2 separate regions of the Homo sapiens genome follow, and region 1 is linked to region 2. A link is an interaction called in ENCODE POLR2A ChIA-PET data of the cell type or tissue named here. Cell type or tissue: OCI-LY7. All regions are shown on one strand. Links, peaks and the distances in the headings refer to the core of each region. The heading gives the core; the rest is flanking DNA.

What was found. Peaks named below come from ENCODE experiments on the same cell type or tissue, not always from the same donor. Only the 100,000 strongest peaks of a DNase experiment are listed, where the experiment ranks them.
Region 1: POLR2A ChIA-PET joins it to region 2 with 13 read pairs; 2 of 35 experiments call an interaction of 5 or more read pairs at or near these places.

The regions. Positions count from the first base shown.
Region 1 is chr7:26,307,551-26,320,387 of GRCh38, forward strand. The region is part of intron 1 of SNX10 (sorting nexin 10); the gene reads left to right. Among named protein-coding and RNA genes, the nearest start is that of SNX10, 22 kb to the left of the region's middle. In OCI-LY7, for the core only: no CTCF peak of the experiment used is centred there; a DNase peak (open chromatin) is centred at 7,081; H3K4me3 peaks cover 1,031 bases; H3K27ac peaks cover 1,632 bases.
Region 2 is chr7:26,249,590-26,262,426 of GRCh38, forward strand. No RefSeq gene overlaps it. Among named protein-coding and RNA genes, the nearest start is that of SNX10, 36 kb to the right of the region's middle. In OCI-LY7, for the core only: no CTCF peak of the experiment used is centred there; no DNase peak of the experiment used is centred there.

The sequences.
Region 1 (12,837 bases), core at 2,380-10,379, 58 kb after region 2:
CATCCTCCAACCTCAGCCTCCTGAGTAGCTGGGACTATGGGTGCGTGCCATGAAACCCAGCTAATTTTTGCATTTTTTTTTGTTTTTGTTCCAGAGATGGGGTTTTGCCATGTTGCCCAGGCTAGCATTCTTTTTTTTTTTTTAATAGTCTTTATTTTTTAGAGCAGTTTTAGATTCACAGCAAAAATGAAAGTACAGAGCTTCCCTGCTCCCCATAACCCACCTCTCCCATTATCAACATCAGCACCGTGGGGGTACATTGGTAACAGTTGATGAACCTGCACTGATACATTATCATCACCCAAAGTGGACAGTCTGTAGTTTACCTTCATCAGTCTTTTGATGAAGCTCATGGCTTGTAATTTCTCTCCCTGGCAATCCTTCCAACACCCATCCCAGATGAATCACTGCCATCATGTCAAGCTTCCACTTACTCCATCCCTGCCTTCCAACAGGATAGAAGTCCAAATTCCTCCTTTTGTTCTTCAGGGACTTCCCAATCCTAAAATGCTTACCACAGCCTGTGATATTATGATATATATGTTGGTTTTGTCCACAGTTCCTGGCCCATAAATCCCATAGCCCTTGTTACAGTGTTTGGGTGTTTTAGGCCTCAGAAGCAGGCCTCAGAAAACAGTACCTCTTGCTGACTTTCTCCTGTTCTCCCTTCAACCTGCTCCTTTTTCTCCCCAAGGCTAATCTTCCCCTGTGTTTCCATAAAGAAATTCTCAGACTTACCTTGTCTGATTGTAGATCATAAGACCCTCATTTCAGGAGGGGTTCTGCCCTTTACCCTGGGGGAAGCAATGTTGCACCAAGCGGCCCAGAAGAATCTGAACAGACAGGCCTTTCTGGGTTCCCCACTCAGTCTGTTAGTATTGGGTCATGTCCTTTTTGTCCAATCATATTTCTGCATGGTTGCCCCTGCTTCAGTCATCCCTGTTCAATGAAGTCTGTGTAAAAGGCCCAAGAGGACAGGGTTTGGAGGGCTTCTGGAAGGCTGAACACGTGGAGGTTCCTGGGGGGTGGTGCACCTGGGGAGGTATGGGAGCTCCATACCCATACCTTGTCCTGTGCGTCTCCATCTGTGTCCTTTGTACTATCCTTTATAATAAACCAGTAATAAGTTTTGTGAGCCGCTCTAGCAAATTAATCAAACCCAAGGAGGAGGTCATGGGATCCCCAGTTTATAGCCAGTGAGTCAGAAGCACAGGCGAAACAGCCTGGGGCTTGAGATGGGCACTTTAAGTGGGGGCAGTCATTTGGGTCTGAGCCTCAACCTCTGGGATCTGATAATGTCCCCAGGTAGGTAGGGTCAGAATTGAACTGGGTTGGAGGACACCCAGCTGGTATCTACTGCAGAATTGATTGCTTGCTTGTTGGTGGGAAGAAGTCCCCACACACTTGGTCACAGCAATCTTCTATGTTGATCGATTGTCTTTGAGTAAGAGAATTAAAAAAAATGCTTTGAGTTTGAGTTTCTCAGACAGCTCTTCAGACAAACCCCCTTGTGATATTCTGCCAGCACAGCCCTCCATTCATGGGGGACTGGGCCCCTCACTTCTCCCAAACTCATTACTGCCTCTTAATCACCACAGGCTGGTCCTGTTTTCTCTGCCTGTCCTAATGCGAGCATCAAGACCTAGTCAAGCCTTGCCTTCTCCATGAAGCCTCCCCCTCCATTCTTCCGGTTAGCCCTGCTATCAGTGCAGTTCTTCTGGCACATCACAGTGAGCATTGCGTTAGAAGTGGCCTGTTTCATATCTGAGTCTTGACATCTTTAGGTATTAGAACTCAAGGAGTGTTACTTAATCATCCAAAAAAAAAAAAAAAATCCCTCACCAGGACCAAACCTGGAACGCTCACCCAGTCGGTTCTCAGTGATTATGTACTGGACTGACTTGCCACTGTCCTCTGCTTAGCCTTAGGTGGCCCTTCATAGCTAGTGACCCTAACCAGGTCTGCCGAGTGAATGCACTGCACTTTTCTCAGTATTACCTCTTTTCGGAAGATAAGTATTACGTCTTTTCAGGTATCCGGCTGTTGGCTTCTCCCGGGTTCATGTATGTGGGAAGAACTCTACCCCCAACCTTCATCCCTAAAGCATTTGAGCCGTTAGTAACTCACTTTGGGTTGGTATTTTTCACTCACTGCTGTCTTTTAAGCATTTATTTCTAAGGGGGATGCTTGGGTGCCCTGTTGGATGTAGGGGTACCTTGTGGTGAGGGTGAGGGCTCCTCTGAGTCTGGCTGCCTGGGCCGCGATCCTGGCTTCTTCACTTGATCAGCTGCACAGCCTTAGGTGCCTTTTCCTTATTTGCAAAATTGAAGTAATAATGATACCTGGCCTCTGGGGCCCTTACCAGGATTAGATGAGATAATACATGTTGCAAGCTTTGCACGGTGTCTGGGACATAGTAAACAATTTTTTTTGGCCTTATTGCTATTTTGGATTTTTAATGGCATAATTTTAACATTATTCCCCAGTCTCATCCTCCACAGTCCAGTGGAGTTAGTTTAGGAGGAAAGATAGAAAACAGAGGCCACTTCACTCTGCGTTGTTGCTGGCTAAATGCTTTCTTTCCTCACAAGACGAATGATTAACCATGAGTGGGCTCACAGGTGGGCTGGCCCGAGAGGCGGGCGACTGTCAACCCATCTTCCCTTCCCAGGTGGTTGGGCGGCTTAGAAACTTGATGGAGATGCAGAAATGGAGAAAACCAGCTGGAACTCATTCAATCAAATTTAATATACTGCATATTTTCTGGGCACTGACAATATGCCAGGCACTGTGCTAAGTGCTAAAGTTGTAAAGCATAAATAATTGGGCAAGGTCCCTGCCCTCAAGGGACTTTTCAGAGGACATATAATCCTCAAGAAAATAGATTAATAGATAAATAATAAATTAATATAGACTGCGACAAAGTCCGAGGAGAAAATGAAAGGATAGAGTTCCTAGGGGAGTCTGCTTTAGTGGGTGGTTAGGGAACCCTCTTTGGGGAGGTGGCCTTTAAACCAAGATCTGAAGCTGGGAAGGAGCCACCTTGGTGAGTTGGGGGTGGGGAGGTGGAAAGGGGAGAATGTCGAGAGTACAGCAGCACGAGGGGACTGAGGAAGGATCTGGCGAGGAACAATTTTTTTTTTTTTTTTGAGACAGAGTCTCGCTCTGTCTCCCAGGCTGGAGTGCAGTGGCGCCATCTCGGCTCACTGCAAGCTCCGCCTCCTGGGGTTCACGCCATTCTCCTGTCTCAGCCTCCCGAGTAGCTGGAACTACAGGCGCCTGCCACCACGGCTGGCTAATTTTTTTGTATTTTTAGTAGAGATGGCGTTTCACCGTGTTAGCCAGGATGGTCTCAATCTCCGGACCTCGTGATCCGCCCACCTCGGCCTCCCAAAGTGCTGGGATTACAGGCGTGAGCCACCGTGCCTGGCCAAGCTGAGGAACTATTAATAGTCTGGTCTCTGTGAAAAGACACCTGGAGTGTACAGAAGAGCTTGGCTGAGGGGGTGGCCAGGGAACCGAAGGGGCGAGGCTTATAGGGATTGTGTAAGTGCATACCCCGTTATCTGGGACAGTGGTTTAACATTTTTAAATTAAATTCTTTTTCTTTTTATTTTTGAGACAGGGTCTCGCTCTGTCGCCCAGGCTGGAATGCAGTGTCAGGATCTCAGCTCAGTACAACCTCCGCCTCTCGGGTTCAAGGATTCTCATGCCTTAGCCTCCCAAGTAGCTGGGACTACAGGCTTGCGCCACTAGGCCTGGCTAATTTTTAATATTTTTAGTAGAGAGGGGGTTTCACTGTATTGCCCAGGCTGGTCTGGAGCCCCTGGGCTCAAGCGATTCTCCCGCCTCGGCCTCCAAAAGTGCCACTGCACCTGGCCAGTGGCTTAAAATTTTTTTCTATCATTGACATACTTGAGAAGGCATAAGATACTCTTGTAGTGTAGGGCTGTTGCACTGGGGGGAGGGAATTGTCAGGGTGTGTGGGGTTGAAAAGAGCCCCTGGTGATTTAGACATACCTTGCCTTCCATCTCTTCAAATTGAGAAACACAGCTCTTCACAGAATCCATGGGCATCTGGGAACATTTACATCTCTTACTTTTCAATTAAATTTTGAAGGGTTATAGAGGCACACTATAGGAACATGGAATTCTGTCAATTGATGAGAACATTGGCTCAGCCCTCTGAGGCTGAGTCACTGTTTAATTGGATTACTGTGTGGCCCACTTAAATAAATACTGTTTTGGAATAGAAAAGTTATTTTATTTTGAAATTGTATGAACAAGACTTTGGAGACATCCTTTAAGATTTTCACGCACGTGGATGTTGCCCTTTTGTTGAGAGAGGCAGTGTCGAGGAGATAAGAGAACAGCTGGCATTGCATTTGTGTCTGCACCAGGCTCTGTGGCTTTGGGCAGTGATTTAACTTCTCTGGTAAAGTAGGACAAATAAGTCTTGCACTGCCTGCCTCGTCAGCTGTCATGGAACAGTGCTTTATAAATTACACAATATCAGAAAACAAAAGTTACTTCAAAAAAATTTAGTTTCTGTACATTATGGCCCATAGCACATTATGGCAAGGATGTAATTCATGACCATGGAACAGAACTTTTCACTGTTCACAGATGACTGGTCTCTAGAAAAATCTAAAGGAGAATATTTTTATAACTTTGGAGTAGGAGTGGTCTTTGTAAGGATGGTGCAAAGCCTGGAAGCCATAAGGAAAACCTTCATAAAATTCATTATCTAATAAAAAGTATTGGCATAGCAACCACCATAAGCAAAACAAACAGATTACAAACCAGAAAAATATACTTGAACTTTATGTTATGTATTAAGGATTAACTTCCCTAATACAAAAAGAACTCCTATGAACCAATAAGGAAAAGAACAGGAACTCTGTAAGAAAATGATTGAAAGACATAAACAATTTGTATAAAAGAAAATAGTGGTGCCGGGCATGGTGGCTCAAGCCTGTAATCCCAGCACTTTGGGAGGCCGAGGCTGTCGGATCACAAGGTCAGGCGTTCGAGACCAGCCTGGCCAATATGGTGAAACCCCGTCTCTACTAAAAATACAAAAATTAGCCAGGCGTGTTGGCGCTTGCCTGTAATCCCAGCTACTCAAGAGGCTGAGGCAAGAGAATCGCTTGAACCCGGGAGGCGGAGGTTGCAGTGAGCCGAGATCACGCCACTGCACTCCAGCCTGGGTGACAGAGTGAGACTCCGTCTCAAAAAAAAGAAAATAGTGGCACCTAAACACATGAAAAATGCTTGCTCTTATGCATAATTGAAAAAAAATACTAATTAAATCACATTGAAATAAGCCATTTTTTGCCTATCTAGGATTGACAAAGATAAAACATTTTGCAAACGGATCATGTTAGGGAAGATACAGGAAAACAACCCACTCATTTGTAAATACGTTGCTTTGCCAATATCTTGATGATTCAGATGATATGGCTTGATCCAGCAATTCCACTTACAGAAATTTACTCATGCAGGTATTTACTGCGTACTGTTCATAGTAGCACGAGAATGTCTTATCAGTGGGTGCTGGTGAAATGAAGTGTGTTGCATTCACATCATGGAATAGTACACAGCCACAAAAAGAGAACGAGGCTAACTAAAAACCATTTAGCAGATACCTGCCCCCACTTTTTAAAAAAAGAACATTTTATTGTGATTAGAATACTCACCAGGAGACCTACCCTCTTAACAAACTTTCCAGTGTATAATACAGTATTGTTAGCCATAGGCGCAATGTTGTACAGCAGATCTTTAGAGCTGCTTAATTAATCTAGTGGACTCCTGATCTTGTTAGAACCTGTAAACTGATGTCTTTCTTCCCAATGCTGTTGCTTCACTACCTGATGCACCTTTTTTGGCTGAGTTTGCTTAACTGAGCTTTTTGTGATTGTTTTGCCAGCATGGGAGGACCTACTATATCTGGGACTCTATGCAAAGAATATTCAGAGGAATGATATGCCTTTAAAGGCTGCCTGTTAACAAAGGGTTAAATAATTTAGGCATTAGACGAATTGGGGGCCCTGCCAAATGAGTGTGGCTAAAGTCTGTCCTTTTCCTGAACATTCATGTAAGAAAACCCCACCCCCTGTTTGTCCCCACATTCTCTCTCCTCCTAAGGATCATTGTTCCCTTGTGGCATAATAATTAAAAAAAAATGTGAAATTGAGCCGTCATCAGACTGGTAATGAAATCCTGAGTGCTGAAGAACCTGAATTTCTTTTTTCTTTTTCTTTTCTTTTTCTGAGATGGAGACTCACTCTATCGCCAGGCTGAAGTGCAGTGGAGGCGCGATCTCGGCTCACTGCAACCTCCGCTTCCTGGGTTCAAGTGATTCTCCTGTCTCAGCCTCCCGAGTAGCTGGGGAGGCTACAGGCACATGCCACTACCCCACCTAATTTTTGTATTTTTAGTAGAGACGGGGTTTCCCCATGTTGGCCAGGCTGATCTCGAACTCCTGACCTCAGGTGATCCTCCCACCTCAGTCTCCTTTCAAAGTGCTGGGATTACAGGTGTGAGCCGCCACGCCTGGCCCAAGAACCTGAATTTCTGACAGGTAACAAATACCATTTTCTTTTTAAAAAAGTTATTCCTTTTTAATCTTGTTAGACTGAAATGGCTTGTCTGTCAATATATTTTCAAAGGGTAGTCCATTCTTGTAAAGGACATAATGTGCCTACTGTTCAATTTTTTTTTTTGAGATGGAGTCTCACTCTGTTGCCCAGGCTGGAGTGCAGTGGTGGTATCTCAGCTCACTGCAACCTCTGCCTCCATTCAAACGATTCTCCTGCCTCAGCCTCCCGAGTAGCTGGGATTACAGGCGTGTGTCACCATGCCTGGCTAATTTTTTGAATTTTTAGTAGATGGAGTTTTACCATGTTAGCCAGACTGGCAATATTTTTATATTATGACTAAGTATAATATGGGTCCTGTGTGGCTTGTTTAAAACACATTGCTCTGAAACCCTTGGGCTTTTAGTTGTTATATTGACTTGTGAATTTGCTGAGATTTAGCAACTATTTCCGTAGTATATGCAGTTCCCTTTTTTTCTAGTGGCTTTCAGTTTCATAGTTGAGTATCAAGAATATAGCCTGTGAACTGCATGGGATTCTGCATAAAGTATTTTAAGAAAAAAGAACAGGCCAGGCGTGGTGGCTCATGCCTGTAATCCCAGCACTTTGGGAGGCTGAGGCGGGCGGATCACTTGAGGTCAGAGTTTGAGACCAGCCTGGCCAACAGGTGAAACCCTGTCTTTACTGAAAATACAAAGATTAGCTGTGTGTAGTGGCACACACCTGTAGTCCCAGCTACTCGGGAGGCTGAGGCATGAGAATCACTTGAACCCGAAAGGCAGAGGTTGCAGTGAACTGAGATTGTGCCACTGTACTCCAGCCTGGGTGACCAAGTGAGACTGTCTCAAAACAAAACAAAAAAACAACCAAGGAAGGGACTAGAAAGCAGATTAAAATAGCAGGAAAAAGAATCAAAATAGAAGCCATATGTAGTGAAAAGAGTCCACCAAAATGAATCAGAAAAGCAATTTAAACAAAATGTATTAATTGGATTGGTCAGGAGTAAATAATGAATTTGTATGTTTGGGTGCACAGAAAACCCTATAGATGTGATCATAGAAATATTTGTTTACAAGAGTTGAACCTAGGAAGAAAGGCATTTTTCTAGATAACTATAATGCCATTATCATATCCTGGAAATTTAACTTTATACAGTACATTATCTAATAAACAGGGTCACATTAATCTATCCCCATTGTCCCAAAAGTGTCATAGCTTTTTAAAAATCACAAAATATGGCTGGGTGTGGTGGCTCATGCCTGTAATCCCAGCACTTTGGAAGGCTGAGGTGGGCGGATCACAAGGTCAGGAGATAGAGACCATCCTGGCTAACATGGTGAAACCCCGTCTCTACTAAAAATACAAAAAATTAGCAGGGCCTGGTGGTGGGAGCCTGTAATCCCAGCTACTCGGGAGGCTGAGGCAGGAGAATGGCATGAACCCAGGAGGCGGAGGTTGCAGTGAGCTGAGGTTTCGCCACTGCACTTCTAGCCTGGGCGACAGAGTGAGACTCCATCTCAAAAAAAAAAAAATTGCAAAATACTTGATAGGGTTTTAAAACTGCAAGATAGCGAATATAATACAAAATGAAGTGAATTTATATTTTCTATTAGAAAAGCAGTTTTAAAGGGGGTGCTTTCTTTTATGTAAATAAAATTGAAGCTGACAAATTTGAGATTTTATATTTTTATCAAATTTGTATTTAGAAGGTATCTTTTGCAACTTATTTGCTTAAAATTATACCTAGAGTTGGCTGGGCGCGATGGCTCACTCCTGTAATCCCAGCACTTTGGGAGGCTGAGGTGGGTGGATCACGAGGTCAGGAGATCGAGACCATCCTGGCTAACATGGTGAAACCCCGTCTCTACTAAACAAAATACAAAAACTAGCCGGGCGTGGTGGCAGGCGCCTGTAGTCCCAGCTACTTGAGAGGCCGAGGCAGGAGAATGGCGTGAACCCCAGAGGCAGAGCTTGCAGTGAGCCGAGATCGCACCACTGCACTCCAGCCTGGGAGACAGAGCGAGACTGTCTCAAAAAAAAAAAAAAAACAAAAAACCTAGAGTAAAAAAAATGGGATCTCATTTCCTTGCAGCAGATGACAACTTTGGATTCTTGGTCTAGCTTAATTAGTAAATTGGCTTAGAATCACATGATTTCAGACCTGACAGCAACCCAGGATTTTCCAGAAACCCAAGGTTATGGATGGGAACAATGAATCATTGGTGTGATTACATTATCCTTTAACCGTAATGGGTTTGCCTTGCATTAAGTAACCAGAGGGAAAGAAAGCACCTGTTCCTTAACTCTTGTGGCATTTCCACACTCATCTTCACTGAGCTTGTGCTAGTGGGGAAAACAAATGACAAACTGTAGTTCTGTTTTTTGGTTTTAAGCCTAATAATAATAATTAATGGCAGCAATTACTATGTGCTTGTTATGAGCCAGGCTTTAGGCCAGGTGTTTTATACATATTAACTTCTTTGTACTTTGTAATAATTATATAGAATTAGGTTCTGTTGTTGATCACTGTTTTATAGATGAGGATACCGAGGCGCACAGAGGGTAAGCAGGTGGACCAGGGTCACTTAGCAGGATTTGAGCCCAGGGAGGATGAACACTGGGCAGCCCATGCTTCATCAGTGCAGTGCCCTAAGCTGCTGAGTATTTTTGGGCGCTTTTTTTCTCCATTTATTCATGCTGTCTGTGCGAATGTGTATGGAAAACTCCAAGCAATTGGAGTATGCCCAGAATATACTAGAATTTTAAGATGCAAATGTTAGATCACATCGCCTACATTTCTGATGGTAGTCAATCTTGAATAGCCAGGCTAATGCATATTTCCTGTATGCGTTACATACCTGATACTACCAAGATCGAGGCCGGAGATGCTAAATAAACAAGAATAGTGAGGAGCCATGCCATTTGTAATTTACGGTTTGGTGGGGCACAGACATTAATTCAGCATTTACCCAAATAAGGGTAATGATATTTTTATTCTCAGAATAATCTTTTATTCTTATGATAAGAGTTACAGAGGAAGATGATGGTACAAGGGAAGCTACCTAGGGAGAGCTGACCTTGTTGGAGGGAGTGAGAGCAAGCGCCCTGGGTAGTGAGATTGTAACCAAGATTTGAAAAGTGAGTAGGGTTAACTAGTGACAGATGGATTTGAATTCCAGCATTGCCCTTGAGCACGTTGGTCACTTTGTGGTGATGACCTTGAACAAGTTACTTTACCTCTCTAAGCCTTAGTATCTTCATCTGTAAAATGGGTGATTGTGAGAATTAACAACATACAACATACTCAGCACAAGGCCGATACATAGTCATCAGTAGTGGCAGTTTTTATTACTGTTGGCATTTTCTGTTCATTTTACTGGGAACTTAGAAGAGACACTTATTTAAGTCTCTTACTCTGTAGCAAGGGCCACCAAATACCTGGGAATAATTAACTTGGAAAAATGGAAGCCTGAATGAATATTGAATATTTAATGGTGATCTTCTTTGATCTTTTTTTTTTTTTTTTTTTTTGAGACAGAGTCTCACTCTGTTGCCCAGGCTGGAGTGCAGTGGCACGATCTCGGCTCACTGGAACCTCTGCCTCTTGGGTTCAAGCGATTCTCCTGCCTCAGCCTCCTGCATAGCTGAGATTAAAGGCACATACTACCACGCCCAGCTAATTTTTTTATTTTTAGTAGAGATGGGGTTTCACCATATTGGCCAGGCTGGTCTTGAACTCCTGACTTCATAATCTGCCTGCCTCGGCCTCTCAAAGTGCTGGGATTACAGACGTGAGCCACCACGCCCGGCTTTCATGGTGATCTTCTAATAGGCCAAATGTCTTCGGCATCTAGGATATGGGAAAGGCCTTTATGGGACTGTTGGTTTGAAGACACATTCAGAATGGAGCTTACTTGAAAGCAATTGGAGTATGCCCAGAATATACTAGAATTTTAAGACGCAAATGTTAGATCACATCGCCTACATTTCTGATGGTAGTCAATCTTGAATAGCCAGGCTAACGCATATTTCCTGTACCAATAGCCGTACACTATTTGCCCAGTGATTTTTTTTTTCCACAGTGTTTGCAGGTATATGTGGTTATTTCTTATAGCTAAGTGTGCAGGGATCCTTGTGCATCCTTTGAGAAAGGCGAGTCTTGCTTTTGTCTCTCTGGTCTGTGAAGATGTACATGTATATGCAGATATCCAATCCAGCTTTTTTATTGGAATAATATCGTTTTTTACACCTTCCATTGTTCTTATATTTTGAAGAAAAAAGTACCAATAATTCAGCCAGTGGTCATACTTATTTATTATTGTTATTATTATTATTTGAGACAGGGTTTCACTCTGTTGCCCAGGTTGGAGTGCAATGGCGAGATCATGGCTCACTGCAATCTCTGCCTCCTGGGCTCAAACAGTCTTCCCATCTTAGCCTCCCGGGTAGCTGGGATTATAGGTGCCTGCCGAAAAAAATGCTTCGCTAATTTTTGTGTTTATTGTACACATGGGGTTTTGCCATGTTGCCCAGGCTGCTTTCGAACTTGAGACTCAAGTGATCTGTTTGCCTTGGCCTCCCAAATTGCTGGGATTACAGGCATGAGCCACTACACCCAGCCCATACTTAATTTTTCTTGTATACTTAATTTTTCTTGTATACTTCCTAAGTGCTTTAAGTACATTATCTGATTTAATCCTTCTAGTAGCTGTATGAAAGAGTCACTTTTTCTCCACATGAGATCCCTTTTTCTCCAAGAGAATATTGAGGCTTTCTCGGAGAGGTTAAGTAACTTGTTCAAGGTCACACAGCCATGAGTGGCATAGTTGGGGATTTGAACCGAGATATGAATGACTCCAAACCTGAACTCTAAACTTTGATGCTGCCTTTCAAGCTAGTTATTGGAGATGATCAAACCCCTGTGTCAGTGGAGGAAGGGAGGTCTGTGTCAAGAGATTTATTGTACTTCTGTGGTCATAAGAGTGGCTTGTGAACAATGTCATGTCTGAAAAGCATTGGGAAGCTTGTTGAATTTAGATTTATTCACTGAATCAGTAGACGTAGATATTGTAGCAGTATCTTTCTAGGCTATTATCTCCTCCTTGAGGAACTCTGGTATATAACAACTGAAAATTAAATATACTTATGAAATGTTAGGAGTTTATGTTTAAAATAGCATTTTTACTTCTTCCTCATTCTTGCCATTTCTGTTCTTCAGTTTCTATGTTAACTGCTTTGCCATTTTCAGGTCAACTACTGTTTGTTGCCTTAAATCTATCTGGGAGCTGCTTCAAATCCATTTGGAAGCAAGGGGAGGATACATTATAAATAAATGATATGTTCAGAGATGGGCAGAGTTGGAAAGACATTTCAGTGAGACGGAAGGCCAGTAAAGCTTTTGTCTATCAGCATCTGATATCATTACAAACATATTGGTCTGGGCTTAGCTTGCTTCTAGACCATCTGGATTTATCTTCAGCTGAGCTAAACCCAGGAAAAAAGACAAAAAAAACCCATTTGGATTTGCTCTGCAGTTCTTATTTTGTTTTTCTTCTAACGCAAACCCTGCTTCAAAAATTAAGTGTTGATTTTGACTGATGATAACAAAACAAAAATACAACCTGATGTGCTAGCTAAGGCGGGGGGGAAATGACAAAAGCCTCAGAGAGCAGGAGCCAAGTGTTCACTTCTCCAGGACGTTTCCTTCCCTAGTACTGGTTTTTCCTAATTCAGCAAAAGAGGAAGAAAGAAGTGTGGGGCTCTTCTTTATTTTATATATCTATATGTATATATATGTTACTTGTATTTATATATTTGTTTATATTTTTAATTAATTAATTTATTTATTTTGAGACAGAGTCTCACTCTGTTGCCCAGGCCAGAGTGCAGTGGTGCAATCTCGGCTCACTGCAACCTCCACCTCCCGGGTTCAAGCGATTCTTCTGCCTCAGCCTCTCGAGTAGCTGGGATTACAGGTGCCCACCAGCACAACCGGCTAGTTTTCATATTTTTAGTAGAGACACGGTTTCACCTTGTTGGCCAGGCTGGTCCCCAACTCTTGACCTCAAGTGATCTGCCTGCCTCGCCCTCCCAAAGTATTGAGATTACAGGTGTGAGCCCCTGCTCCCGGCCTATATTTTTAAATCACAAAAATAATATATAAAAAAAAGTTGTTAATCCTGGAATGTACAAAGTAAAAAAATGAAAGCCCCCTCACCCATCCCACTTCTGTTTACCT
Region 2 (12,837 bases), core at 1,921-9,920:
ATGCTCGCGCAACAACAAAACCAAATGTGCACGGCAATTTATTAAAACGGGCTAGCACTAAACTACTTATTAGCAGATCACAAGGTCAGGAGATCAAGACCACCCTGGCCAACATGGTGGAACCCCATCTCCACTAAAAATACAAAAACTCCAGAGAGTGGAGTCTGTGGTAAATTTAATATCTCTAACTGCTGTCTTAACATAGGCGATAATAGAAAAGCGGTTCTAGAAATCGCTTCAAACATCAGAAAAGTAGCCCATGTACCAGTCCAAACCTGGAAGGGATGAGACCCAACAAACCTTCTAGGAGGGTGGTTCTCTCATTTAGGAGGATTTAAAGCACTGGTAGGGACAGTAATCTTCATCATTGGGCTCCTTCTGTTTCTCCCCTGTGTTATCCCACTGATAATAAAAGCTAAAAGCCATTAAAACTCTTGTTGAAAGTACAGTTAACCGCCAGACAATCCAGACGATGCTCCTGCTACAACGACACGATGGATAACCCGTCTCTCAAGAATACCCCAAAAATTAGGTTTTTCTTTTTCCAAGGTGCCCACTCCACCCCTATGTCACACCTGAAGTAGTTATTGAGAAAGTCGTCCCTTTTCCCTTTTCTATAACCAAATAGGAATGTAAGATTCTCTCTGGGGCCTGCAAGCTAAAGGAGATGAATGACTCCTCCCTTCTCAGGCCCAGTCCCAAGGTGCAAGGCTACTTGTGCCAGCAGCGTGCGCCAGCAAGGTAGCAGAAGCAGGAAGAAAGCCGGCAGGAAGACACGTACCCCTGAAGATCCAGAAAGAGGCCATCTGTGTACAACGTAGCAGTAACGTCAGACTAGGACACTTCCTGTTTACAAGAGACTATAAAACCTCACCTCAGGATGACGCCATTTTAGGCCTCAGCCTGCCTGCACCCAGGCGCTCATTAAAACAGCATGTTGCTCCACACCGCCTCGTGTTGTCTATTGGCATACTTTCAGGGTTCGAACCAATACAAGAACCTTATGGTCAGGAGTTCGAGACCAGCCTACCCAATATGGTGAAACCCCATCTCTACCAAAAATATAAAAAATTATACAGTAGCCTGTATTCCCAGCTACTGGGGAGGCTGAGGTGGGAGAATTGCTTGAACCTGGGAGGCGGAGGTTGCAGTGACCCGAGATCGCACCACTGCATTCCAGCCTGGGCAACAGTGAGGTCCTGTTCTCAAAAAAAAAAAAAAAAAAAAGAAACAAAAAAAGGAAAGGAAAGGAAATAAAGAGAGAGAAAGAAAGAGAAAGAAAAAAGAAAGGTCCTCAATCTGGCAATATTGGCAGTATTTAGAGGTGGGGCCTTTAAGAGATGATTGGATCATGAGAGCTCTGCCCTCGTGAATGGATTAGTTCATTCACAGATTAATGGATTATCATGGGAAGGGACCTAGTGGCTTTATAAGAAGAGATCATGGCAATGGTGCACGACTGTTCTCCCAGCTACTTGGGAGGCTGAGGTGGGAGCATTGCTTGAGCCCAGAGATTGGAGGCCGCAGTGAGCTATAATCACACCACTGCACTTCGGCCTGTGCAAGAGAGTGAGACCCTGTCTCTAGAAAAAGAAAAGAATAGAAAAAAAATCACCAATTGGCAACCACCATAATAATAATAAATGATTCAGACAGGAATCACCAATAAATCCTGAAATTTGTGGATATAAATTGGATGAGGAACAGGACATTTATGTAGTCTAAAGTATCACAAAAATAATCATTTATTATTAATAGTACAAAATACTGTTTCACTTACAGTGATGAAAAAAGAGAGACATTATCTAAACCAATGGATAAAAGTTAATGTCACAGCTGGGCGCGGTGGCTCATGCCTGTAATCCCAGCACTTTGGGAGGCTGAGGTGGGGAGATCACCTGAGGTCAGGAGTTCGAGACCAGCCTGGCCAACATGGTGAAACCCCGTCTCTACTAAAAATACAAAAATTAGCCAGGCTTGGCGGCAGGTGCCTGTAATCCCAGCTACTCATGCCGCTGAGGCAGGAGAATCACTTGAACCCCGGAGGCGGAGGTTGCAGTGAGCCAAGATCATGCCATTGCACTCCAGCCTGGGCAATAAGAGTGAGACTCAGTCTCAAAAAAAAAAAAACAACAAAAACAGTAATGGGACAAATCACTATGTGCTTTCTGATGTGTGGCAGGAAAACCTATCACTGTGTGTTTTTCGCCAAAAATGCATAGATTGAATCTAATCATAAGAAATTATCAGGTAAGCCTAAATTTCAGAACAATCTACAATATAACTAAACTGTTCTTTTTAAAAATGTCAAGGTCATGAAAGACATGAAAGCCTGAGGAACTGTGCCAAATTGGAAAGACTAAAGAGGCAGAATAAGTACGTGCAATTCAACCTTGGATTGGACCCCAGACCTATAAATGACATCATTAGGATGACTGGTGAAATTTGAATGAGTTCTGTGGATAAATGAAAATGTAATATCTGGCCGGGCGCAGTGGCTCACGCCTGTAATCCTAGCACTTTGGGAGGCCGAGGCGGGCAGATCACGAGGTCAGGAAATGGAGACCATCCTGGCTAACACGGTGAAACCCCGTCTCTACTAAAAATACAAAAATTAGCCGGGCGAGGTGGCGGGCGCCTGTAGTCCCAGCTACTCCGGAGGCTGAGTCAAGAGAATGGCGTGAACCCCAGGGGGTGGAGCCTGCAGTGAGCCGAGATCGCGCCACTGCACTCCAGCCTGGGCGACAGCGAGACTCCGTCTCAAAAAAAAAAAACAAAAAACAAACAAACAAAATATATATATATGTATATATATATGTGTATATATATGTTTATTTCTTTATTTTGTGAGTATTACGTGGTTAATTAGGAGAGTGGTTTTCATTTTAGGAAATATGCACTGAAAGTATTACGGGGTAATGGAACTTCATATCCTCAATTTATTCTAAAAGTGTTCAGAAAAATAGAGTCTGGGCTCAGTGGCTCATGCCTGTAATCCTAGTACTTTGAGAGGCCAAGGTGGGAGGATAGCTTGAGCCCAGAAGTTCAAGACCATCCTGGGTAACACAGTGAGACCCCATCTCTATTTAAAAAAAGAGAGAGAGAAAAAAAAAAAAAACTGTGTGGCCAGGCGCAGTGGCTCATGCCTGTAATCCCAGCACTTTGGGAGGCCGAGATGGGCGGATCACCTGAGGTCGGGAGTTCAAGACCAGCCTGACCAACATGGAGAAACCTGGTTTCTACTAAAAATACAAAATTAGCCGGGCATGGTGGCACATGCCTGTAATCCCAGCTACTTGGGAGGCTGAGGCAGGAGATTCACTTGAACCCGGGAAGCGGAGGTTGTGGTGAGCCAAGAGCACGCCATTGCACTCCAGCCTGGGCAACAAGAGCGAAACTCCATCTCAAAAAAAAAAAAAAAAAAAAAAAAAAGCATTTGTGTGTGTATGTGTCTTGAGAGAGAGATAGAATAATAAGACAAATGTGATAGAACGTCAATAATTGGGTCATCTGAATGAAAATTTTATGGGAGTTCTTTGTAGTGTACTTGTAAGTTTTCTATAAGCTGAAATTATTTAAAAATAAAAAATTAAGATAATGTTTAAAAATAAATCACCATGCCTACAAGAAAATTTTTCTAACCTTTCAAGGAACAGATAATTCCAATTTAATACAAGGCTTCCAAAGGATATAAAAAGAAGAAACAGTCCTCAATTTAGTCTATGAGGCTAGTGTGATCTTGATACCTAAACTAGATATGGATAATATAAAAAATGAAAATTACAGACTAATCCCACTCGTAAACATAGGTGTGAAACTAAACAAAATATTAGTTTTTGTTTAGTTTCAAAACTGAATGCAACAAAACATAGAAAAGATACTACAACTTAAGTTCACTTTATCCCTGAAATATATTTCATCTAACACTAAAAATTTTTGTAAATGTAATTTATTACATTAATAGATTAAAGAAAAAAACACATTCTCAATAGTTGTAGGAAAAGCGTTTATGGAAAAACCCTTAGCAAACCAAGACTAGAGAGCAATTCTTGTTAGCCAAATAAAGACTATCTACAAAAACCTATAGTAAACATCATTCTTAGTAAAACTTTAGAAACTTTCTCTTTAAAAACCAGGATCAAGAAGAGGATGCTCACTGTTCTCATTTCTAGAGCTTGTAACCAATGCAGTAAGACAAGAAAGGGAGGGAGGAAGGAAAGGAGAGGAGAAGGAGAAAAGGGAGGTGGGCAGGTATTAGGAGTGAAAAGGAAGAAACAAAACTGGTTTTATTCAGAGATGATATAAATGTTTACATAGAAAACTCAAAATCCTTTAGACAAATTATTATAGTTAATAAGCTTAGTAAGATAGCTGGATATAAAGTCAATACACAAAATTCAATTACATTTTAGATTCATCAGCCTCAAAGAAAATATAATATCCCAAATGATATCAGTAACAAGAGCAAAATAGAGAACCTACTAATAAATTTAATAAAAGATGTGCAAGAAATTAAAGGAGACCTAAATAAATGCAGAGTAAGTCATGAGCCAGGTTCCTGGATAGGGAGATATAATCTCTAAAAATATGGTTTAAGAGCATAAACTTGATGGTTGACAAGTTATTTATCTGACTTATCTGCAAAATGGAGGTAATAATAGCACTTACCTCACAGGGCTGTTATGAGTATTACAAGATAATGCATACAAGAGGGATTAGAACGATGCCTGCCATGTAGGAAAGTTGTCTTGCACCATGCAGTGATCTTGAAATCAGAAGCCACACACAGCAGAGCAAAAAAATAAAATCCTGGTTCCCTGAACAACACTGCAGTGACCACCTCTCAGTTTTTATGTGAGAGTGAAATACACTTTTTTTTTTTCAAGACAGGGTCTTTCTCTGTTGCCCAGACTAGAGCGCAGTGGTATGATCACGGCAGTCTGAAACTCCTTGGCTCAAGGGATCCTCCCACCTAAGCCTCCCAAGTAGCTGGGACTACACGCATGCACCATGCTCCCTGGCTAAATTTTGTATTTTCTCGTAGCGACGGAGTCTCCTTATGTTGCCTGGTCTTGAGCTCCTGGGCTCCAGTGATCTTCTCGCCTTGGCCTCCCAAAATGCTGGGATTATAGGCATAAGCCACCACGCCCAGCCCGGCCCAAATGCTTTTTTTTTTTTTCTTTGGAGATGGAGTCATGCTTTGTTGCCCAGGCTGGAGTGCAGTGGCACAATCTTGGACAGAGATTGCAACCTCCACCCCCGGGTTCAAGCAATTCTCCCACCTCAGCCTCCCCAGTAGCTGGGATTACAGGCACCCGCCACTATGCCTGGCTAATTTTTGTATTTTTAATAGAGACAGTGTTTCAACATGTTGGCCAGGCTGGTCTCGAACTCCTGACCTCAAGTGATCCGCCTGCCTTGGCCTGCTAAAGTGCTGGGATTACAGGCGTGAGCCACCACACCTGGCCTCCAAATGCATTCTTTTTTTTTTTTTTTGAGACGGACTCTCATTCTGTCACCCAGGCTGGAGTGCAATGGCGTAGTGCCAGCTCACTGCAACCTCTGCCTCCTGGGTTCAAGCTATTCTCCTCCCTCAGCCTCCCGAGTAGCTGGGACCACAGGCGTGTGCCACCCCACCCAGCTCATTTTTGTATTTTTAGTAGAGATGGGGTTTCACTATGTTGGCCAGGCCGGTCTCAAACTCCTGACCTTGTGATCCTCACACCTTGGCCTCCCAAAGTGCTGGGATTACAGGCATGAGCCACCGTGCCTGGCCCCAAATGCATTCTTAAGGGTCATACTTCCTCTTAATGTTTCACACCTAGCTTAATCTCAATGGAGGGTTTTGGAAGCCAAAGCTAGGAGATGCAATATTTCTGATTTTTGCTTGAATGGGAGAAAAAGGAAGGGGAGAAAAAGACAAAGGGGAAGGAAAAAAGAATATGAATTGATCCTTTAAAAAATTACCCTGTCACAGTAGTTCATTCCGCCTCGAACTTAGAGTGGGGAGGCAAGTTCCTGCCTCTAAATGAATTCACCAGCCCCAGCTCTCACTTTGGTGGGTGGTCCTTCTCGACGAAAAGAGTCAAACTCTGTAAAATATTTTAAGAGATTTATTCTGAGTCAAATATGAATGGCACGGCCCGTGACACAGTCCTTAAGAGGTCCTGAGAACATGTTCCCAACGTGGTCGGGCACAGCTTGGTTTTATACATTTCAAGGAGGCATGAGACATCAATCAAATACTCAAGAAATACATTGGTTTTGTTCACAAAGGCGGGACAATTCAAAGCAGGGGGCTTCCAGGCTATAGCTAAATTTAAACATTTTTCTGGTTGACAATTGCTTGAGTTTGTCTAAAGACCTGGGATTGATAGAAAGGAATGTTCAGGTTAAGATATTGTGGAGACCAAGTTTTATTGTGCAGAGGAAGCTCTCAGATAGCAGACTTCAGAGAGAGAGCAGGTTGTAAATTGTTTCTTTTTTTTTTCTGAGACGGAGTCTCGCTCTGTCACCCAGGCTGGAGTGCAGTGGTGCCATCTTGGCTCACTGAAACCTCCGCCTCCCGGGTTCAAGCAATTCTCCTGTCTCAGCCTCCCGAGTAGCTGGGATTACAGGTGCACACTGCCATGCCCGGCTAAATTAGTGTCTGATTTGGCAATCTGGCAGGGACCCACAGTGCTACAAAGGCTTGTTCCTAGAGTTCTCTGATTTGATGGTAATAGTTTTAAATATTAGTGATTTGGATCATGGTGGGAGGATATGGCCTAACCCGATGTAATAGCCAATTGTTTAAGGGGTGAGATGGAGTCAGGCTTAGGGTTTAGTCTAAAAAAATTCTGGATCAGATCTATTTTCTAAGCGATCATGATTCAGGTCTTTAAATTTGCCTTTTCCTTCCGCTGTATCTGCCATAACATTTACAAGAAATGTCTAATGTTAATACAGTAACAAATATCATAAAGATAGTGAAGGTTTGGACATTCAAGGTTATAGGTAGAATCAGAGGGCAGTAAACAATCCAGTCAGCCAGAAGAAAACCCCTGTGCATCATCATATTCTTTGATCAGACTCACAATGTGTTTATTGTCCTTATCAAGGATTATTTGGACCTTGTGATAAATCTTACTTGAAAATCGTGGGACCAAAATTAAATTATAATTTAATAAGTTTAATCTCTCTTCCGGCCAATTTATCTCCATAGGTATAGCATCCTGAGGAGGGTATAAATTAAATGCAAAAAATGCCTGGTCCTTAGTGTCTAAATTGTTACAGACTTGTTAACAGTAGACAAATCTCTTTTTCCCACCACTTTTGTATTGCACCATATACTGGTATTTGGGAGAGAAAAGGTTTTGTCATAGGAGAAGTCACATAATTCCACAGTGTCAGTTTTTCCTCTGCAGGATTCCCTATGGCCGAGGGCTTTAAGAGTCAAAAGACTTAAAAAAAAAAAAAAAAAAAAAGAGTCAGAAGTCTTACAGCCAATTAATTGTTCCAGGCCAGATAGGAATGAATGTGGACAGGCATTCATTACTTCCTAATATTATTTTAAGTTAAAAAATCACAGTACTTTGGGAGGCCGAGGTGGGTGGATCACGAGGTCAGGAGTTTGAGACCAGCCTGGCCAAGATGGTGAAACCCCGACTCTATTAAAAATACAAAAATTAGGCCGGGTGCAGTGGCTCATGCCTATAATCCCAGCATTTTGGGAGGCCAAGGCGGGCGGATCACAAGGTCAGGAGATCGAGACCATTCTGGCTAACACGGTGAAACCCTGTCTCTACTAAAAGTACAAAAAATTAGCTGGGCATGGTGGCAGGCGCCTGTAGTCCCAGCTACTTGGGAGGCTGAGGCAGGAGAATGGCGTGAACCCAGGTGAGCTTGCAGTGAGTCGAAATCGTGCCACTGCACTCCAGCCTGGGTGACAGAGCGAGACTCCATCTCAAAAAAAAAAAAAAAAAAAAAATTTGGCAGGTGCGGTAGCAGGTGCCTGTAATCCCAGCTACTCGGGAGGCCGAGGCAGGAGAATCACTTGAACCCAGGAGGTGGAGGTTGCAGTGAGCTGAGATTGCGCCATTGCACTCCAGCCTGGGTGACAGAACGAGACCCCATCCCCCTCCCAAAAAGAAAGAAAAAGCCATCAATAAAACCAAAATGCAAAGTTAGAAGACTAACTTATTTTTAATTTCTATGTGTTGAGCTACTGTAAGCTTGGTTTCTGTTACAGACTTACAGCAACTAGCAATACAAAACATAAGCATTGTTCTGAAAAATTATTAAAAATGTGTATATATGTATAGATATATTTATCTTCACAACTTATAATTGGGAGTATTATGACCAGGAGGCTTTGTTAAAAGGTATTTTACCCCATTAATAAATATATTTTTAAAATTTTATAGTAAGCAGAAAATTTTTGTGTGGTAGGGGTGTATGCAAAAGTGACACATAACAGTTTAGAAGGCAACTAAACTTGTTTTACCAGCTGTTTAGGCATTTTTTGTACCCCCTTCTTAATTTGGAAGTTTGATCTTCTCCTAATTTTATCCCTCAAAACTGGCTCTTAAATCTTATGTGCCCACGTCTTCCGCGATAGTCCTGGGCCTAGAGGGAGGCAGCTTGTATAGTTTTAGCAGTGGAGAATTGGGAGCGAAACAGATCGGGGTCCAGTGGGATGCCAAATGGGGGAGACTCATATCTCTGGTCTTCAGAATACCATGATTTTGGTTTCCTTGGAAGTAAAACAAGGAGAGATAAATAACATTTATAGTTTTGACAGTTATGAGAGTAATTCGCATGTTAAAACAGAAAAAGGAACCTATTCCATTAGGGAACCAACTAAAAATCTGAAGAAAAAATTATAATTTGGTACTTTCTAAAGATTTATTGTATCCAAGAAATAATGATTTAACCTACACTTAAAAAGTTAGGGCTGAAATCTAGTATTAAGTATTACACTTTTCCCTTAAAACAATTAACTATTATTGAACTCATGCAGACAACTATACTGTTATAAAATTACAATCTGAATTTTGGAGAACTCAGAAAGGTAAATTTGCTTACCTAAACATACTTTACCCAAATAACTTAAAAGGAAAAGATGTTCCTGACCCTCCTTTAACTAGAGCATCAGCTTTTAAAACAAGATGTTTGTTTACCTTGGAAATGCCATTTTCAAACAAACACAGGAGCTATTTGGCACTATAGAATTTATCAGCTTCTCACAATTAGTCCTTAGGACAAAGGCTCTTGGCTTATTAGGTAGCAAAATTTCACGTAAACCATTTTTATTTATCATGGAACTTGTTGGGAAACATTACTTCTATTAGTACAGGGGCAGCTTCAGTTAATACTCCATAGCAAGGCAGCAAATGCCCCATCAAGTAGAACTTCTCTAGCTCAGTTGTTGTTATTGAAAAGTACTCACAGTTTTTGCCATGAGTCCTAATAAATGCTCCACACAAAAGGTTATGCAGTGGAGAATTTACACAAGCAGATTTACATGTCTTCAGTTTTGTTTGTTTGTTTGTTTTTTGAGACAGAGTCTCGCTCTGTCGCCCAGGCTAGAGTGCAGTGGTGCAATCTCGGCTCACTGCAACTTCCACCTCCCAGGTTCAAACGATTCTCCTGCCTCAGCCTCTCAGTAGCTGGGATTAACAGGTGCATGCCGCCATGCCTGGCTAATTTTTTGTATTTTTAGTAGAGACAGGGTTTCGCCGTGTTTACCAAGATGGTATCTATCTCCTGACCTTGTGATCCGCCCGCCTCAGCCTCCCAAAGCGCTGGGATTACAGGCGTGAGCCACCGCGCCTGGCTGTCTTCAGTTTTATAATACTAGAAAGGAGAACATCCCTCAGTTATGTATAGCACCCACTTTCATAAGACATTTAGGTAAAAGAGGTTACAACTACCTTACATAAAGCTTGTTTAAACATCTTACATCTTACATTTTATAATTCCATTAACCTGTATGTGTTTATGTTCTGGTCCCAGGAAGCCTTTTTTAATCCCCAGACCATCTTACCTTTTCTGGTGAAAAGGGTTTGGTTTCCCAGCAGGGAGTTGCATCTGTAAGACCTATGAGGGCAGCAGATTTGATAAGGCAAACAGACCTATAATTCTGTGGGAGGGGCACCATGAAAAAGGGCTCCTTAACCTCCAAATTTACCATGACCTGGGTGATAGACATATTAGGTGGGAGGATATCAGAGCTATCATAAAGCTAGTCCAACAAAGCTTGCATAAGAAACATATTAGCTGCTTCATCTGGGGTACTTCGCTTGGTATTTTATTAGGGAGAGTTAGGCAGTCCCCTTCTCAGGGCAAAACAGACCTTATCATGGCATAATCTCACCCACTAGGCTGATTGCTTTTTCAGGAATAACTCCCTGTGCATTTGGATCACAAATACTCAGTGATTGTTCAGTAATGAGCTGTGGGTTCTGCATTAATCCAAACAAGCTCTTAAATTCTGCAGCATTTAAAATTAAGAATTTTGTGGCCTGGCGGGGTGGCTCACACCTGTAATCCCAGCACTTTGGGAGGCCGAGGCAGGCAGACCATGAGGTCAGGAGTTCCAGACCAGCCTAGCCGACATGGTGAAACCCCATCTCTACTAAAAATACAAAAATTAGCCGGGGATGGTGGTGCATGCCTGTAATCCCAGCTACTCCGGAGCCTGAGGCAGTAGACTCGCTTGAACCTGGGAGGCGGAGGTTGCAGTGAGCCAAGATTGTGCCATTGCATTCCAGCCTGGGCGACAAGAGCAAGACTCCGTCTCAGAATAAACAAATAAATAAATAACATAACATAAAAGTAAGAATTTTGTCCCTAAAGTCTTTTAATTTTTTTTTTAAGACAGAGTCTTGCTCTGTTGTCCAGGCTGGAGTGCAGTGGCATGATCTCGGCTCACTGCAAGCTCTGCCTCCCGGGTTCACGCCATTCTCCTGCCCCAGCCTCCCGAGTAGCTGGGACTACAGGTGCCTGCCACCACGCCCGGCTAATTTTTTTTTTGGTATTTTTAGTAGAGATGGGGTTTCACCGTGTTAGCCAGGATGGTCTTGATCTCCTGACCTCATGATACACCCGCCTCGGCCTCCCAAAGTGCTGGGATTACAGCCGTGAGCCACCGTGCCCGGCCTTATTTATTTTTTTTTTAAATGGAGTCTCACTCTTTTACTGTGTCTATAGAGTAGCCATTCTTTTACTTCTTTACTTTCTTTTTTTTTTTTGAAATGGAGTCTCACTCTGTCACCCCAGGCTGGAGTGCAGTGGTACGATCTCAGCTCACTGCAACCTCCGTCTCCCGGGTTCAAGCGATTCTCATGTTTCAGCCCCCTGAGTAGCCGGGACTACAAGCATGCGACACTACACCTGGCTAATTTTTGTATTTTTTAGTAAAGATGTAGTTTCACCATGTTGGCCAGGCTGGTCTGGAACTCCTGACCTCAAGTGATCCACCAGCCTCAGCCTCCCAAAGTGCCGGACTTACAGGTGTGAACCACCACGCTCAGCTAAAAGCTAGTTTGTTGACTTTTTTTTAAGTCAAGATATTTCTTGCACATCTGAGTTTAGAGAGTGACATTAACATGGGTTACTTATAAATAAAGATCAGAGAAGTTAAATAACAAGTCCAGCTCCCTCTCCCTCTCCCTCTCCCTCTCCCCCTCCCCTTTCCACGGTCTCCCCTCTCCCTCTTTCCACGGTCTCCCTCTGATGCCGAGCCGAAGCTGGACTGTACTGCTGCCATCTCGGCTCACTGCAGCCTCCCTGCCTGATTATCCTGCCTCAGCCTGCCCAGTGCCTGCGATTGCAGGCGCGCACTGCTACGCCTGACTGGTTTTCGTATTTTTTTGGTGGAGACGGGGTTTCGCTGTGTTGGCCGGGCCGGTCTCCAGCTCCTAACCGCGAGTGATCCGCCAGCCTCGGCCTCCCGAGGTGCCGGGATTGCAGACGGAGTCTTGTTCACTCAGTGCTCAATGGTGCCCAGGCTGGAGTGCAGTGGCGTGATCTCCACTCGCTACAAACTCCACCTCCCAGCCGCCTGCCTTGGCCTCCCAAAGTGCCGAGATTGCAGCCTCTGCCCGGCCGCCACCCCGTCTGGGAAGTGAGGAGCGTCTCTGCCTGGCCACCCATCGTCTGGGATGTGAGGAGCCCCTCTGCCTGGCTGCCCAGTCTGGAAAGTGAGGAGCATCTCTGCCCGGCCGCCATCCCATCTAGGAAGTGAGGAGCGCCTCTTCCCGGCCGCCATCACATCTAGGAAGTGAGGAGCGTCTCTGCCCGGCCGCCCATCTTCTGAGATGTGGGGAGCGCCTCTGCCCCGCCGCCCCGTCTGGGATGTGAGGAGCACCTCTGCCCGGCTGCGACCCCGTCTGGGAGGGGAAGAGCGTCTCTACCCGGCCGCCCCATCTGAGAAGTGAGGAGACCCTCTGACTGGCAACTGACCCGTCTGAGAAGTGAGGAGCCCCTCCGCCCACAGCCGCCCCGTCTGAGAAGTGAGGAGCCTCCCCGCCCGGCAGCCGCCCCTACTGGGAAGTGAGGAGCCCCTCTGCCCGGCCAGCCGCCCCGTCCGGGAGGGAGGTGGGGGGGTCAGCCCCCTGCCGGGCCAGCCGCCCCGTCCGGGAGGTGAGGGGCGCCTCTGCCTGGCCGTCCCTACTGGGAAGTGAGGAGCCCCTCTGCCCGGCCAGCCGCCCCGTCTGGGAGGGAGGTGGGGGGGTCAGCCCCCCACCCGGCCAGCCGCCCCGTCCGGGAGGGAGGTGGGGGGGTCAGCCCCTGCCCGGCCAGCCGCCCCGTCCGGAGGGAGGTGGGGGGGTCAGCCCCTGCCCGGCCAGCCGC